2 separate regions of the Homo sapiens genome follow, and region 1 is linked to region 2. A link is a contact called in ENCODE Hi-C data. All regions are on one chromosome and are shown on one strand. Each heading gives the region's core, a stretch centred on a gene start or an enhancer-like site at or near the end of the contact. The rest is flanking DNA. Distances are from core to core; before and after follow the strand shown. Region 1 overlaps SMIM35 (small integral membrane protein 35). Region 2 overlaps SIK3 (SIK family kinase 3).

Region 1 (3,166 bases), core at 661-3,160, 1.1 Mb after region 2:
TCCTGAGCGCCCTTCTCACCACACAAGGAGACCCCAAAAAGAGATTAGAGACCATCTGGAGGGAGGAGTATGTTCTTGGGGGCCAAGGATGTTAGGATAGCTGCCAGTTTGGACTGAGGCTAGAAGTGGGTGACAAAGGACTATAAAGAAAATAGATTCTTGCTTGGCCTTGAACAAATCACTTCACGGCACTCTGGGCCTCTGTTCCCTCACCTGTGAGGCTGTGAGGATGAAGACGCGCATCATAAGCCTCTGCCCTGCACTGATATGTGCTCAGCAAATGTTAGCGTTTCACCCTACAGGTAAAGTTGGTTGGGAATGGGCCAGACTTGGAACCTGGTCAGACACACGCAGAGTCAAGGAAAGGCTAAGTAATGCTTAGAATCCTAGACCACTAGGGAACTGCAGCCATCACCTTTCAACTGCCATCTCCTAAATTAGAAAGATATATTGACACTTTGTACTTGCATCTTTTAATTGTTTACTGAGCACCTACTATGGACCAGGCTATACGCTAAGAACTGAGAATGCAGACGCTTTAAAAAAAAAAAAAAAAAAAGTAGATGAGGTCTTTGCTCTCCTACAGGTAAGAACCAGGAGAAGCCTTGGAAAAATAGTCCAATCTTTTGATTCCAGATGCTGAAATAGATGTCCAAAGAGGTGGAGTAAGTAGCCCATGACCACACAGCACATCAGGGCAGGGTCAGAACCAGACCTTATACTACATTCAGTTCTCATCCTTACGCCCTGATGTCAGCTACATCCGTGAGGGTGCAGACTCTGCTCAGCTCTGGTGCAGCCAGTAGCCAGTTGTGGAACTTGGGTAAAGCATGCTGCTTTTCTGACCCAAGTGCCCCCATATGTAAAACGGGACCAAGAATAATCCCTGTGTCTCAAGCTTGACATAAGGCTCAAAATGCAGTACCATGCAAGAAAAGGCTTTGTGTTCTGTGGACTGTGAACTGTGCAAACAGTCTCTGCTCCTCCTTTTGATCACTAAGCAGTTTTTAAAAAGATAATAATGATCCTCCCATCTGCTCCTACTTTGAGTTTCTCAGACTCCTGAAGCAGAGAGAGGGGCACCAGAGACACTGCCCTCCTGGCTCCTGGCACCTGGCCCCCTCCAATGCCACTGGCATGGGACGAGATCATTAAGACTTCAAGGAGAACTTAGAGGAGAGAAAAGCTCCCTCTTCGCCTCCCAGCCTCATCATGATTTTGATCAATTTTCTAGGACAAAGCAGCCTTCTGTGGCTACATTGGGTGTCTCTTCTCTACTCGGCAAGTAGTCACTGACCTCCTCCAGCACGCTCCAGTTTTAGGAGTTACTAAAGACCTATGGAACATAACTTTGTTGGCAGAGGGTTCAGCCTGGTTGAGGAACAGCACAAATGGAGGAAATGTGGCCACCTGCAATTCAGATCAAAATGGTTGGTGTCAAGTCTCAAGCCCTGAGCGAAGTCACAGCAAAGACGGACTTGGGCCATCTCACAGAGACTAGATATGGCCAGGAGGGGAGGGGCTGCAGGGACAAGAGGCCACCCAGGCTGGAGAATAGCCCCAGAGAAGGCACCAAAGCGTGGCAGGGGAACCCGGACCAGCCAGCCCTTGGACCCCCAGCCCCCGTGACTGCCTCTGGGCTCTTAGGGCCAGTGGAAAGAAGAACCGTAAAAAGGTAGCGGGAAGGTGTTGGGAGAGGCTCTGGCACTGCTATGATCTGGGTCCCAGCCAGTGCCTGGCTCAGCCAAACCTGTGGCTGGGTTTCCAGGCATCTGCTCCCGAATCGTTTCTAAACAAGCTGGAATCTGCCCTTTAGAGCCCTCAACAGAAACACGCAAAGTCCAGGGGTAAGGCCCAGGCCCCAAGGGTGAAGAAAGCTGTGCTCGCCAGTAGCCTGCGGAAGTAAGGAAAAGAGGGGGAGGCTGAGGGGACAGAGGGTGCGTCAGAGGGCCCTAAAAGAGGAAGTCGCCCAGTATCAGTTCTGCTCCCGAGGATGGGAAATACCCTCCGTGCTCCCAGCCCCGGGCAGCTGTCCCCGTCTCCTCACCTGAAGCCACAGACCTGGGGCCAGGGCCACCTGGGTCCTGGGTCCCATCCTCCCTTTCAAGATTCCCCAAGGCTACTGAGTTCTGAGCACTTCCGGGGGCCTAGGGTGGCCGGGCATGGACTGCAGACCCAGGATCCCTGCTAGGCAGGGTGCGGGTACAGAGTTTTATTGGGGCCGGGCCAGGTGCAGCAGCTGACACCTATAATCCCAGCACTTTGGGAGGCCGAGGCGGGTGGCTCACTTGAGGTTAGGAGTTCGGGACCAGCCTGGCCAACATAGTGAAACCCCATCTGTACTAAAAATATAAAAGTTAGTCGGGCATGATGGCGCACACCTGTAACCCCAGCTACTTGGGAGGCTGAGGCAGGAGGATCCTTTGAACCTGGGAGACGGAGGTTGCAGTGAGCCAAGATCCCGCCACTGCACTCCAGCCTGGGCAACAGGGCAAGACTCCATCTCAAAAAAAGAAAGAAAGAAAGTTTTACTGGGGCCCAAACCTCAGGGGTTAGGAAAGAGGCCCCAGTCCTCAGAATTGAAATCCAAGGAAGGAAGCCGAAGACAACTCATCTCCCCTCCCTGCTATTCCAAGAGGCCTTCAAGGAAGGGAGGGGTCTCAGAACCACTAAGGGGCCTTCCTCACTCCCACTTACTCAGGGGCAGAAGACTCAGTTGAAGACCTCCAAATCCAGAGACTTGGTAATTAAGTCAAAGCCTGGCTATGCTGGGAGAATGGCCTCCAGACCCTGGCAGAAAATGGGGTAAGGGCTGGTGAGGCTCCCCACCTTCCTTCCTCTACAATCTGCTAGAACCCAAAACGAGAAATGAGGCTTTGGGAAAGGGAGCACAGGAAGAGAAATCACACAGCTTCCCTCCTCCTCCCACTTGCTCTATTGGGCTCCTGCATCTGTTGCTGGGCTGCTAGCAGAGAGGCTGGCAGCTGGCTGTTCTAACTGCAGGTTTCAGCAGTGACAGGCTCCCTTCTCTTGCCCTACTCCATCCACAGGAGCCCCGAGGACTCTGCCTCTCTGGTTTGAACAAGTCTGCACTAAGCACCTTCTAAGCTGACGTCCTGTGCACACTCTGCCTCCAGTCCAGCAGGGCACAGACCGGAGAAAGGAG
Region 2 (3,161 bases), core at 472-2,971:
TTGGCTTCAACTAGAAGCATTTCTCCCACTAGTCCATTAAGTTCAAAAAAGAACTGGGAGGTGAGAATGATAATTCTATTTAATTTATGTGCAAGAAAGGAGGTTCAGGCAATGACTGAGAAACTGAGTAACGATGGCATATAAGAGAAAGACTGCATGAGCAAAGCTAATGTTAGGTATTGTAGCAGGCCGCAAAACTAGAGGTGCTCATTTATTTTTCTGTTTTGCTCTTAAAACAAATAATAAAAATGTACGCTTTGGGTTAATGAACTTAAAAATCTTGCCAAAGTATATGTGTTAACACAGAGAGAGCCCAAGGCTGGCTGCCAGCACCCCGGAGTCTGTAATTATATATCAGCAGGTAGACACTCTCATTGTGACTCCTTGAATTTGTTTTAACTATTAACAACAACAACAACAGAAAAGTCTTTAAAAATCTCCTTACCAAATATTTCAGTAGAGTTTCCAACTTCAATTATCAATAATCTCTGTTTTTACTCTGAGTTTCTCAATGTAAAAACTAAAGGATATAAAATTTCCTTAACAGCCGGGCGTGGTGGCTCACGCCTATAATCCCAGCACTTTGGGAGGCTGAGGCGGGTGGATCAGGATCTTGAACTCCTGAGGTCAGGAGTTCAAGACTAGCCTGGCCAGCATAGTAAAACTCGTCTCTGCTAAAAATACAAAAAATTAGCAGAACGTGGTGGCGCATGCCTGTAATCCCAGCTACACGGGAGGCTGAGGTAGGAGAATCGCTTGAACCTGGGGGAGGCAGAGGTTGCAGTGAGCGGAGATCATGCCACTGCACTCCAGCCTGGGCAACAGTGTGAGACTCCATCTCAAAAAAAAAAAAAGAAAAAAAAGAAATTTCTTTAACTAAATCAAAATCATCCTAAATTCAAAATCAAGAACCAAGGGAGCATTAAGAAAATTTTTAATCTTGGGTCAGCGGACGGAAAATAAAACTAGAGAATATAAAGAAGGCCTTCTTTTTGTTTTGTTTTGTTTTCTACTGAAACTTACTATTTGTCATTAAGAATTGCAAACTATACTACTAAGAATGAACAACATTCTCTTCATTAAGCCTTTTTCAAAACACACAAGACAAAGCTCCCCTTTGGTCAAGGTGTTCCACACACTCCCACTGCAGCAGGCCCCACAGCTCGCAGCACAGTGGTGCACCATGGACTCGGGCACAGAGCCCAAGGAATGGAGATGACCCCAGTCTTCCCTCCTTCCCCACCCCAACTACACCCAAGGAGAAAGGATATGAGGAAATAAACTATGTCTTCAATGCTTGGTGGGGGCTGGGGGTGTCCTCTGCTATCCAGGTGGGCTGGTCAGTGCAGAGTGGGTGGTGCGTGTCCAGAGGGCCTTCTTTTAATTCACTACCCTAATCTATAATCCAAAGAGCCTTACAGTGACATCTGTGGCATGTTGAATAATGGCCCCCAAATACATCTATATCCCAATCCCCCATACTTGTGAATGTGTTACCATACATGGTAAAAAGGACTTGTATTAACATGATTAAAGATCTTAAAATGGGGAGATGAGGACAGACACGGTGGCTCCCAGCACTTTGGGAGGCCAAGGTGGGTGGATCGCTGGAGACCAGGAGTTCGAGACCAGCACGGCCAACATGGTAAAACCCCATCTCTACTAAAAATACAAAAGTTAGCTGGGCATAGAAGCGCGCACCTGTAGTTCCAGATACTCAGGAAGTTGAGGTTGCAGTGAGCTGAGATCACGCCACTGCCCTCCTGCCTGGGCAACAGAATGAGGCCCTGTCTCGAAAACAAAAACAAAAAAAGGTGGGGGTGGGAGAGAGATGATCCTGGATTATCTGAGACAGCCCAATGTAATGACAAAGGTCCTTGCAAGAGGGAAGCAGGAGGGTCGGAATTAGGAGTAGGAGATGTGACAATGGAAGCCACAGGTTGGAGTGAAGGAAGGAAGGGGCTGAGCTAAAGAATGCAGGTGACCTTTAGAAGCTAAAAAAGGCAAGGACACATTTTTCCTTCAGAGCCTCCAGGAGGAACAGCCCTTGCTGCTGTTTTAACTTTCACCCTGTGAGACCCAGCTTGGACTTCTGACCTCCAGAACTACAGGCTAACAAATCTGTGTTTTTCCAAGTCATTAAGTTTGTGGTAATTTGTTATAGTAATAATAAGACACTAATCAATCTTTTATTACAGTTTTAAGGGTTGTGAAGTTTAGTAGGTATTATTAGTATTAATTTAATTGAAGCTACAACAAATAATTACAAAAGAAGGTTTGAAATTGCCAGGCTTTTCCATGCCACACACCTTTGTGGGAACTACCAGTATCTATAGAGCTTTGGAGAAAATAAAACCGACATGAGAGCAAAGGAAAAACATGATTTTATATAAGATAAAGAAAGCCTTTAATTCCTGTGTACTCTGTAATAAGCTAGTGCAGGAGTGAAAGAACTTATAAATGATATGAAAGTTCTAAACAAAAGTGTAGCTGTCAGTTTCAGATATATAAAAAGCTAGGTGATGCTCCAGGATGTAAAAGTGAACAGGCTTATCTACACAAAAGCAACTCTCAGAAGAATTGTGACCCTGCAAAGGTACCCTTAGGTAACTTTGACCTATGATAAAAATCCAAACTCTCAAATCCCACCTCTACTAAGGAAGAAAATCCTTAGAACTGCTTTATACCTTGCCTTTTCTAGACAATTACATTCTAGCTATATTTTAGTTTTCTATATGAGATGTCCTTCCTTTTATCTGGGAGACCGGGGATACACGATGCTATACCGGAAAGTGTCGGCAAACATAAATGGCTTATTTTCATATTTACAGTTTCTCTATAGATTGCAGTCACTTAATTTTATTAGTAAATGGTGAGTCTGTATTCATTAGGCAAAATGCTGATAGTTTACTAAAATTAAGCATGAACAGATCAAGGCAGTGAAAAGTGCTCTCAAGGCACTGTCAGATAAGCAGACTAGTAAAATTTGAGAAGACAAAAAGCTGGACTGCCTATAAGCCACTCTAAGATCTATTTTTCCTAAATTATCATACAATTACAGCCTTTAGAATAAGTATGCTCTGTGTCAGCAGTGACATAAATCAACCTTCTCAAGTGAAGGTGAGAGGGTATACAATTTTAGTAGTTTTCCTTTCCACTTT

Evidence for each region. Hi-C counts contacts between places; a loop is a spot of excess contacts on that map. Pooled maps may share reads with other maps.
Region 1: a loop to region 2 is called in a pooled map, with 6 times the contacts of the local background. The contact joins two enhancer-like sites. A Hi-C loop is called at or near these places in 2 of 37 single-sample maps with no recorded cell type and 2 of 50 pooled maps.

Annotation. Positions count from the first base shown.
Region 1 is chr11:118,009,186-118,012,351 of GRCh38, forward strand. The region is part of intron 4 of SMIM35 (small integral membrane protein 35); the gene reads right to left. Among named protein-coding and RNA genes, the nearest start is that of IL10RA, 24 kb to the left of the region's middle. RefSeq lists a silencer at 731-780 and enhancers at 1,305-1,404, 1,550-2,050. Within about 2 kb of position 1,911, at least 21 of the 41 ENCODE cell types and tissues checked have a DNase peak (open chromatin) inside an H3K27ac peak, as active enhancers do.
Region 2 is chr11:116,923,455-116,926,615 of GRCh38, forward strand. All of the region lies in intron 4 of SIK3 (SIK family kinase 3), which reads right to left. Among named protein-coding and RNA genes, the nearest start is that of APOA1, 87 kb to the left of the region's middle. Within about 2 kb of position 1,722, at least 7 of the 41 ENCODE cell types and tissues checked have a DNase peak (open chromatin) inside an H3K27ac peak, as active enhancers do.